2 separate regions of the Mus musculus genome follow, and region 1 is linked to region 2. Evidence: chromatin contacts called from ENCODE Hi-C data. All regions are on one chromosome and are shown on one strand. Each heading gives the region's core, a stretch centred on a gene start or an enhancer-like site at or near the end of the contact. The rest is flanking DNA. Distances are from core to core; before and after follow the strand shown.

Region 1 (4,709 bases), core at 284-2,783, 1.0 Mb after region 2:
CCCCTGCTAGAAGCCTGGTAAGAGATCAGGAGACCCCCAGACGCTTCTTCATCCTTTTAACCACAGGACTTAAATACAAACGCTTATGCCATCTTCTGTACTAGAAGGATGACCACTTTAAAGGTAACCAGAGAAAGATCAGGCATGACTATCCTGTAATTTGAACCAATAGATTTCTCTATTATTTCATCTTCTTGACTCATTCTAACTATAGGGGTGGTAGATGAAGCAATGATAAATCTCCAGTGTCTGACTCCCATTTGTGTAAAGGAAGTTTAATTTAAAATTTTTATTAGCATATAATTGTATGGTTTTCTTTATGAACTTTTCACATATGGAAACATACACCTCTTCTGTTAGCCTCTTATATCCCCCCCCCCATTCCCTTCCTCGCCATCCCCAATAGTCCCTCTTTTAGGAAGTTTCAGTTTTAAGAAATTAAAAGTTTGGAAATTGTATTAATAAAAGCTATGAAGTATGATGTTTCACCAAACAGCAAATATTTTCCTGAGAAAAGACATTTCAAAGCCTTTATTTTATTTTATTTTATTTTATTTTACTTTGTCAAAGTTTTGAAAGGAACATTGACTTTAAAACTCAGGAGACAGCCTATGGACAGATACAAAAATAATCAGGACCCCCCCCCCCCAAGAGTTCCCCCAGTTTTTGAATTATTTAAAACAAACATGTAGTGTTGTGGTTTTGTTTTAAAAGAGTCCCTCAAAACTGGCTAGTTAAGGTCCAGTTACTTTCCAGGAATAAACCTATACTGGAAGTGAGTTCCATCTCAAATCTCTGTGGAAATCTGAACCTTAGTATCTAGCTAACAGTAGGCCTGAATCCAAGTTAATATTTTATATATCTCCTCATTTTTGTTTCCTTATACTAAATCATGAAAGAAAAGTCATACAAGGAAAATATTGTATATTACAGAAAATGCCACGTTTCTTTAATTTCGGTAATAGAAGCTTCTTTCTTTCTTTCTTTCTTTCTTTCTTTCTTTCTTATAAATCTACCCATTTACTTTCTCTTCTAGAGGAACCTTCTCCTATCGGGCAGATTTCTTCCTCCTATCTAACAGTTTCTTTAATAGGAGAAACTAATTGCTTCCAATCCGTGAATGCCTTCACCTTCATGGCAGGAAAAAAAAAAAAAACCCACCGATTTTAATGTATTTTTTTGCAAATAAATCATTACAGTTTAATCACACACGACTCTATGCAGACACACTCCCATGATTTATTATTGTTGGGCGAATTTCCACCTCGCTCAACAGGAACTAACCAATTTTGCTCTACGCGGATGTCTTAAACATAACTTCTTACGATGTAGATGTTTGCTGATTATCTGTGACGATAACGGCGAATACTAAGGCAGTAACATCCCATAGTACCACCTTTATTGCTTTTGGAGAATAAGAAAATCCAATTATGCAAACACGCAAAACAAACATTAAACAAAAAATTGGCGGCATGACAATCCACTCGCTCGGCATTCCTAATGGTCCAGCAGCCTGCATCGACGCACTCGACAGCTCGGCTGAAGCTGCCTGGTGCTGGAACCAGGAAGGCGCTGAGCTTAAATTGAAGCAAGTTCTGAGGACGCCGGTGGCGCCGTGGTTAGAAGAGGGGGTTCCAGGTCCCCACGTCGGGAGGTGCGAACCCGAAGGTCGAGCCAGGTGATGCCGGCGTCCAGAGCTTGGGGGCGGCGCCCGCGAAGGAGGCGTAGCGAGGCCCAGCTCTGCGGGAGGCGGCGTGGGGCCTGGCGCAGTCTGTGGCCAGGAGCTCGCCGAGGGTTGGGCCTGGGCCCGCGGCGTGCGGTTTGTAGCCGTGCGCATGCGCCCCGCACCTTGCAGGGTCCCAGCCTGCTGGCTCTGGGCGAGGGGGTCGCCGGAGTGGTCGCGGGTGGCGAGCGGCCGCAGGCCCCAGGCTTGGCCTACAGTGTGGAGTTGATGTGGAGAGGTAGCCCCCAGTCCGCGGGTCCCGCGGGTCCTCGATCGCCGTTCCTCGGATTCCCAGTTGTCCTTCCTTTTTAGCCAGGTTCACTCTCACCTCCTCCAGGTAGTCGGAGCGAGGGGGAGGCTGTGGCTAAGTGTGCACGGAATCCCCACCCCTTCTCCTGTCTATCGGATGCTTGTTGGCTGGAGAGAGAATACATGGTTAGACAGACCCTTCCTGTCTTGACATATACACACATCACTTTAAACAGTCTGTGAATTTACCTTCTAGACTTTTGGTCATGTGACCAGATAGTTAACTCCTGAACTCATTCACCTTTCTCAGGAGTTACAATGGATGTTGTCTGCCCTCGATTTTAGGTTATTATTAATGTAATTTCTGAGTTGTATTTAAAATGTTTATTGAGGGGGGGGGGAAAGCTCTAGATTTGCCAGCAGCCCAGTTTTGTCCCTACTAAGTACTAGGTTGTTAAATAAATTCACACATCATGTGCTGGCATATGAAGGTATTCGAGTTGTCATCTTTGAACTTAGATGTAAAAGCTCCCAGTGAAGTAGCTACGTAGAGTTTTCAGGTTTTAAGGAGTGGAGCAGATGTGACAGGTACAACCATGTGGGGAAAGCAGCTCTCCTTTGAGAGCTTCTCCAGTCTTAGAGTTTATGAATATTCACTTTCTTTGCAGACAAAGGAGATTTCTTGCTAAGTGGTAGCACTTTATGACTGTATGTTCAATAAGAAGGCTAAAAATGTCTGAAGCTGAAAAAGACAAAGGCAGCTGGCACTTGTCTGTTAATTGGCCTCGATGACCCAGTCTCTACATATTCAGCGTGGAGAGTTGTGATGTGAATTGGTTGTCATAGGGTTGTTGTAGTGCATTTACAGATAACTTTCTTCTGGTTTCACTCCCAGAATATGGGAAGGAAGTCCTGTGATTTGTTAGTTTAAAAAGAGACACTAAATAATCTACAGAACGTTGTTGCAACAGTAGTTTTTTTTCTAATTGAAAATAATGTTATTTGTATACGATACATTCTGTTTTTTGTTCTTTGTTTTTCCAGACAGGGTTTCTCTGTATAGCCCTGGCTGTCCTGGACTCACTCTGTAGACCAGGCTGGCCTCGAACTCAGAAATCCTCCTGCCTCTGCCTCCCGAGTGCTGGGATCAAAGGCGTGTGCCACCACGCCCGGCTGTATACAATATATTCTGATGATGGTTTTCCCTCATCTCCCAAACTAACAAATAAAGAAAAAGGAAACTAAGAAAGCATGAGAAATGTGTACACACACACAAACCATAATATACAAGCAAAAGATCGGTATGGTTTACAAAAATGACCAAACAAAGCAATATGAGAAAAAAAAAAAAAAGTTTCCAAAAAGATCTCTGTGTTTGTTTTATGTTGGCCATCTACTGCAGGAGATGGAGCCTGCCCTTAAGTGTGGTTTGTGTACCCTTGGGAACTAATTGTTCCTTTTCCAGCAATTGTTGATTGGAGATGACTTCTTGTTGGGGATGGGAGCGCTTCTGGAGCACTCCAACCTCGATGCTGGTATCCTTTCTGGTTTGGACCTGTGTGGGCCCTGTACATGTGTCATAGCGTCTGAGTTCATCATATGTCAGTCTTAACAGTGGTGTTTTGACAGAATTCTTTTTCTTTTGAATTTTGCCTTGTTATATCTGAATTTTTGCCTCTGTTCTTACAATTCCTTTGGATGGTTCTCTGTTTCTGGATTCCATAGTATGTTAAATAGTGTTCACCCTAGTTTTACTTTTTGTTTTGTTTTGTTTTGTTTTTTCCAGTGTCTCTGGCAGCCCAAGGGTGATCTTGAACTTGCTGTGTAGCCTGATGAGATTGTAGGCATGTGCCACCACACTCGGCCATTTTACTTTTCTACCTTTTATTGAGGAGGGGGCATGTACCCAGGATCAAAGATTCTGTTTTCATTATTTAATGAAACACTATGCTGAAGTACTTATAAACTGCCATGTCCTCTGTGAACCTTTGTTCTCTTAAACTAATTGCCCTTCTGAAACATAATAACTGCTTGTTTTATCCTTATTAAGGATATGCCTTGGCAATTGGAAAATGCTGGTTCACTGAGTTAGATGTGTCTGTCAAATGTTGGCATCTTTTATTGTATATCAAGCATTCACTTTTATTAATATTGCCTCTGATCCTAGAAAAAAGGAAATCTGAGTACTAGGCAGATACAAACTGTCCAAAATTCAGATCTTTCCGTGAAGAGCTGCATTTTATAATTGGTGACAAATACCGTTAATTTTCCTTGCTGTAAAAGGCTATATTTACTTAGTCTGGGAAAAAGGCTGCCAAATGATCATCTGTTGGCAGTCTTACAGTAAGAAGCATGTTTTACAATAAGAGCAGCTGCTTGCAACTCAGTCACACAGGTTTTTAGGACAACCAGCACTCTTCACTGTATAATAGATATTGTATTTATTGAAATTTAATGAATCTCATAATTTTCATTTCATTGCCAAGGACATTTTGAGTGTGTGTGTGTGTGTGTGTATGTGTGTGCACGCGTGCGCGTAGTCTGTCTGCTGGTGCTGTTGGTAGACTGGGGATTGAACCTTGGCTTTATAGGAGCTGGGCAAGTTTCCTACCACTTAGCAAGATTCTTGGCCCTATCAAGAATGTCACTGAGACTCCAGGGGGATGTAAAGTGGGTGGGGACCAGGAAAGAATGTAATGACCCTAGTATAGTTTGCTTATGCTTTGATTCCTGCAAA
Region 2 (4,645 bases), core at 1,007-3,506:
GACTAAGCAACACCCAACTCCCAAAACAGGTTATCTTGTCATAGCTAAATTCCTTCCAAGCTCACAGTTCCTTAGAAACTAATCTACACCACAAATATCCATCAGCCTGTCCTAGAATCACCTGTAGAGCCTGGAGTACTGCAACAAGCTTTGGTACTGCCTTATAGGCCCACATAAAGTTACCAGGGTATCACTACACCTAAAAGATACTGTTTCAGACTCTATTTTCTTACAAGATCGAATAAAGAGCCCTATCTGAAGCAACTCAATGAGTTATTTTTCTAAGGAACTCACTGAGACTACATCTGACCAAAACAGAATACCTGTTCAATCCCTTTGACTTCAAACTTTATCATCCTCCAGTCCTTTCAGATGCGGCATTATGCGATATATCGTAGTTCAATGTTGAGAAGTACTCTAACAAAAGCCAACCTCAATTGATGAAGAAACTGGGACTCCAAGCAGAAAAACGACCTACACGGAACTTTGCCACAACATTAACTTGAACTACAGGGCTTACATGTCCAGCCTTCAGTTTTCCAGAGAGGGGAGGGGAAACACAACTTACAGAATACACTCCCACTTGAGCCAACCGTACTCCCTTTCTTGTTTAATCTTAAGCCAAGGGACTGGCTTCACAGCACTCTAGAATTGTCCACAATGCAACTGTCTCTACAAACTTCAGATAGCTGGTTAATGGAGGGGATTTTAAAAGTTTCAATGTTCCTACGTGAATTTCAGCACCTAATGTCCGCTTTCTTTTGCATCCACACTGACTTGAGGGAGGGGAGAAGATGTTTTGACTGGATGATTGGTGCACAGTACAGCAAGAGATACTATGTTCAACAGGCCAATCTTACCTTTTTCCTCTTAACTGGCGGAGGTGGTGGAATACATTAATCACATCTCTTATTCTTCTTGGCGCTTCTTCGATTTTTGACGCAAGATTAATACAGGCCATAGCAACAATCTGAAAGAACCCAGGTAAAAATCCAAGTGAAGTTAAACTAGAAACAGTTTAACAAAGTCTAACAACCCTTATTTTGTTTTGTTTTTAGATAGGGCTTCTCTGTGTAGTCCTGGCTTCCAGGAACTCCATCTGTATGTACATCTGCCTGCCCAAGGATGTGGGTCACCAAGGACCGGCAAAGAACCCTCTTTAGGATACAACGGGCTTTTTAGCGAAATAAAATCGAAGCTGACATTTTTAGACCAGCTCTTACGTTTTATTGCTCAACTGCTCTTAATTTTGGGTCAGAATCAAGCTACCTCTTGCTAGAATTGTGCAATGGCTTGAAAACGTAGTTCTTGGTTAACAGAGCACGTGAACTGGGGATCCATTTTCTAGTTCTTGAAACATTGCTCTACGGGCCCCATTTCCTTCTGGGTGGGAACGAGGTACAAAGGCCTAAGCTAACCACTCCCTTTCTGGAAAAGCTGGTTCCTACCCCCTTCCTCCCCGCTTCCGGATGAAGAAATCCCTTCTTGTCCGCCTCCGCCGCGCTTACCTCGAAACTGTGTTTGACGAACGACTTGGAGTAGAAGAACCGATGGAACAGCACCTGCCCTGTAGCCATCGCCACCTGCAGACGAGAGAGGAGAACGGAAGCGCCGGGGTCAGGCGGGCCCGCACCAGGCGCCGCCGCCATTTTGTGCGGCCGCTCGCTTCCCTTCCCCCGCCCGGGCCGCGCGGCGCCGCCCGCCCCCGCATCCCCACCCTCGCCCGCCCGAGCTCCCGCCGCCGCCGCCGCCCGGCGCAGGCTCCGGAGAAACCTGGCCGCGGCGGAGAGGCCCGCAACCAGCCGGGGTTCTCACCTGCGGCAGCCGGAGGAGGATGCCGGCGGCCTGGATGAGCTCGCAGCCCAAGATGCGCAGATCCGTCTCGCTGGGCAGGTCCAGGCCGTCCTGCATGGACGGGGTAGGCGAGAGCCGCTCCTCCGGGATCAGCGAGTGGTCGATGGTGAGCGACACCTCCGAATACAGGCGGTCGCCGATCAGGATCCCTCCGGTCGTGGTCGTCGTCGTGGTGGTCGTGCCGGAGCTGGAGCCGCCCGCGCTCGGGGCGGCGGACGAGGCGGAGGCGGCAGCGGCGGCGGCGGCGGCAGCGGTCGAGGTCGGGTGAGGCCCGGACGCCATAGTTCCAGCGAGCTCCACGCACGCCCGACGCAGCCGGAACCCAAAGCGAGACTAACCAGCGTCCTCGGCGCGACGGATCTTCCCGTGACCGCCGGCTTCCAGGCCGCCGCACGCAGCGTGCGCTTCCGCCCTGACGTCACCACGCCGACACGCCCTACCCCACCCCACTCCACTCCCCGCGCGCGCCAACGAGTTCCTCCGCGCTTCGGTCGGTGACACCGGGCGGAGGGGTCCGGATGGGCAGGGCGGGGCAGGGTGCTGGCGGCTCAGGGGTGGTAATGGCTTTAGTCACCGGATAACCCGGACTCTGGCCTGGTGAGTCGGCCCCGATACCCCTGCACGGTCTGCGCGTTGGTGACAGTCCGGCGGTCGGCGACACCGGAGTGTAACAAAGTGACTCTGAACCGGGCAGCTTCCCAGTTTGAGCGCCTGGGGTTTCCGGAAAGCTCCGAGCGCGCGTGGGTGTCGGGGTGTAGCCTAGAAAGGCATGCCTAGCCCTGACCTCACTTCGCCGGGTTTACAGTAATCTGGAAAATCCCTAGTTCCAAAAATAGGTTTATGGCGAGGACAGTACACGGGCGATTTCATTGCGCTGGGGAGTCTCGTCTTAAAGAGATGGTTTTTGTCAGAGTGGAGAGAAAGTAACTATCCCTGTGTCAATGAAGAGAAAAACACAGCTCTCATCTTACATGGAGTTTGGAATAACCTAAATCTGTGTTCCGGGACCATGGTCAATCAAAATGGCTCCAGGATAACCCATCATTTATTCCCTTTAAGATGAGAGCTGTGGTTTTTTTGTTTTTTTCGAGACAGTTTCTCTGTATAGTTCTGGCTGTCCTGAAACTCACTTTGTAGACCAGGCTGGCCCTGAACTCAGAAATCCGCCTGTCTTTGTCTCCCGAGTGCTGGGATTAAAGGCGTGCGCCACCACCGCCTGGCTGAGAGCTGTGGTCTTTTTCCATCCATACTAAAAGTCCCAAAAGCTGAGGTCGACCGTGAAACAATTGATCCTTCTGCCTCTGGCCTCCCATGATCTTTTTATTCCAGCTTAATCCTCTGAGATGGCCTTTAGGGAGAAAGAAAAATCTCCTGACTCAGTACAAAGGGTTGGAATTGTTATTTTGTTAAAGCTTACTTTCTTGAAAAGTGTCTTAACCTTGGACCTATAGAGCGCACTGAAAATTTGGATACATCTTAGTCACCAAAGCAAGGTATTTTCACAGCTCATTTTTACAAAGTGTGTTGGGACGGGCACTCTGGAGACAAAGACAGGTGGATCTCTGATTAGAGGGTCAGACTGATTCCAAGCCAGTAAGAGCTATATAATATCTTCAAAATGAAACAAAACCTCTTCCAAACAAAAGCTATATAGAGCAGGAAGTGGTGGCACAAGCCTTTAATCCCAGTACTCAACTAAAGCCTCAAAAACAAAAATTTTATGATTGTGATAGCTTTTTGTCACTGACAGATTACCTAGAAAGTCCACAATGAGGTTTAATTTTGGTTTATGGTCTCTGAGGTTTCAGGCTACAGCCATGTGGCCCTATACCTGTAGGACTGTGTAGGCAGAACTTTATGGTGTGAGACCTTGGTAAAAACAAATCCCTTGCCACCAACAAAGAGAAAGGGGAATATATCCAGGGATCTCCCTCCTCAAGTAGGTTGCCAACTCCTAATTGCTTGTCCAGCTGTGACCTCATCGTCGGATTAACCCATTTATGAGGTATTTGCCTTTGTGATTAAATCACCTCTCAGTGCTACTAACTAAGGACAAGCTCTTCACAGGGTCTGTATGTGGCAGGCATTTCATATCCAAACTTTCTGTGACAGCATAGGAGACACAAGTCCAGGGGACAGGTATGTCGGGACAAAACTTTTCCTAGTGAGACACTACTCACCTCAGATAGGGAACCTACCACAGACCAAAGTATGGATACCATCAGAGTGCAAACTTGGTGAACCAATGAGTTTTATTAGGGTTACTTACAGGAATATGGGTAAGGAGCAGAAATGATTTGGATAGCTGCACCACCAATGTGCAATTCTATGCATATATTAGGGTCGGCACAATTTAGTGAAAACTTTTTTGGTGATAATTAACTCAATTCCATGTGGACAATAAAGTTTAAGGTGTGACTCCATCAAAACTCTTTGTAAAGTACACGTGACATCTTCCATAAAGATGGGTTCTGTAGATTCACTACATGAGACACCTTCCATAATGATCAATTCTGTAAATGACATGCTCATGATACGGGTCTGGAGAAAGATCTGATGTGGTCTTGGCCACACAGCAGAAAAGGTCACCAGGCTATTAGTCACATCTGCTCTCGGCCTTCTGGGTGGATAGAAGGTTATATACCCTTGTTTGAAGGAACAACCCTGTCTTTAACATTACTGGTTCCTACCTGTAAAGGTGGTACACACCTTTAGTCCTGGCACTTGGGAGGCAGAGGCAGGTGGGTCTCTAAGTTTGAGGGTAGTGCCTGTTCTACAGAACAAGTTCCAG

The links. Hi-C counts contacts between places; a loop is a spot of excess contacts on that map.
Region 1: a loop to region 2 is called in a map of v-Abl transformed pro-B cells, with 4 times the contacts of the local background. The contact joins the promoter of Rsrc1 here to the promoter of Ccnl1 in region 2. A Hi-C loop is called at or near these places in 2 of 37 maps with a recorded cell type or tissue (T-helper 17 cell and v-Abl transformed pro-B cells).

What each region holds. Positions count from the first base shown.
Region 1 is chr3:66,984,129-66,988,837 of GRCm38, forward strand. Rsrc1 (arginine/serine-rich coiled-coil 1) reads left to right here and starts at 1,534. Exons shown (of 10, transcript NM_025822.4): 1 at 1,534-1,678.
Region 2 is chr3:65,955,993-65,960,637 of GRCm38, forward strand. Ccnl1 (cyclin L1) reads right to left here and starts at 2,257. Exons shown (of 11, transcript NM_019937.4): 1 at 1,816-2,257; 2 at 1,509-1,583; 3 at 861-970. The coding sequence starts at 2,136.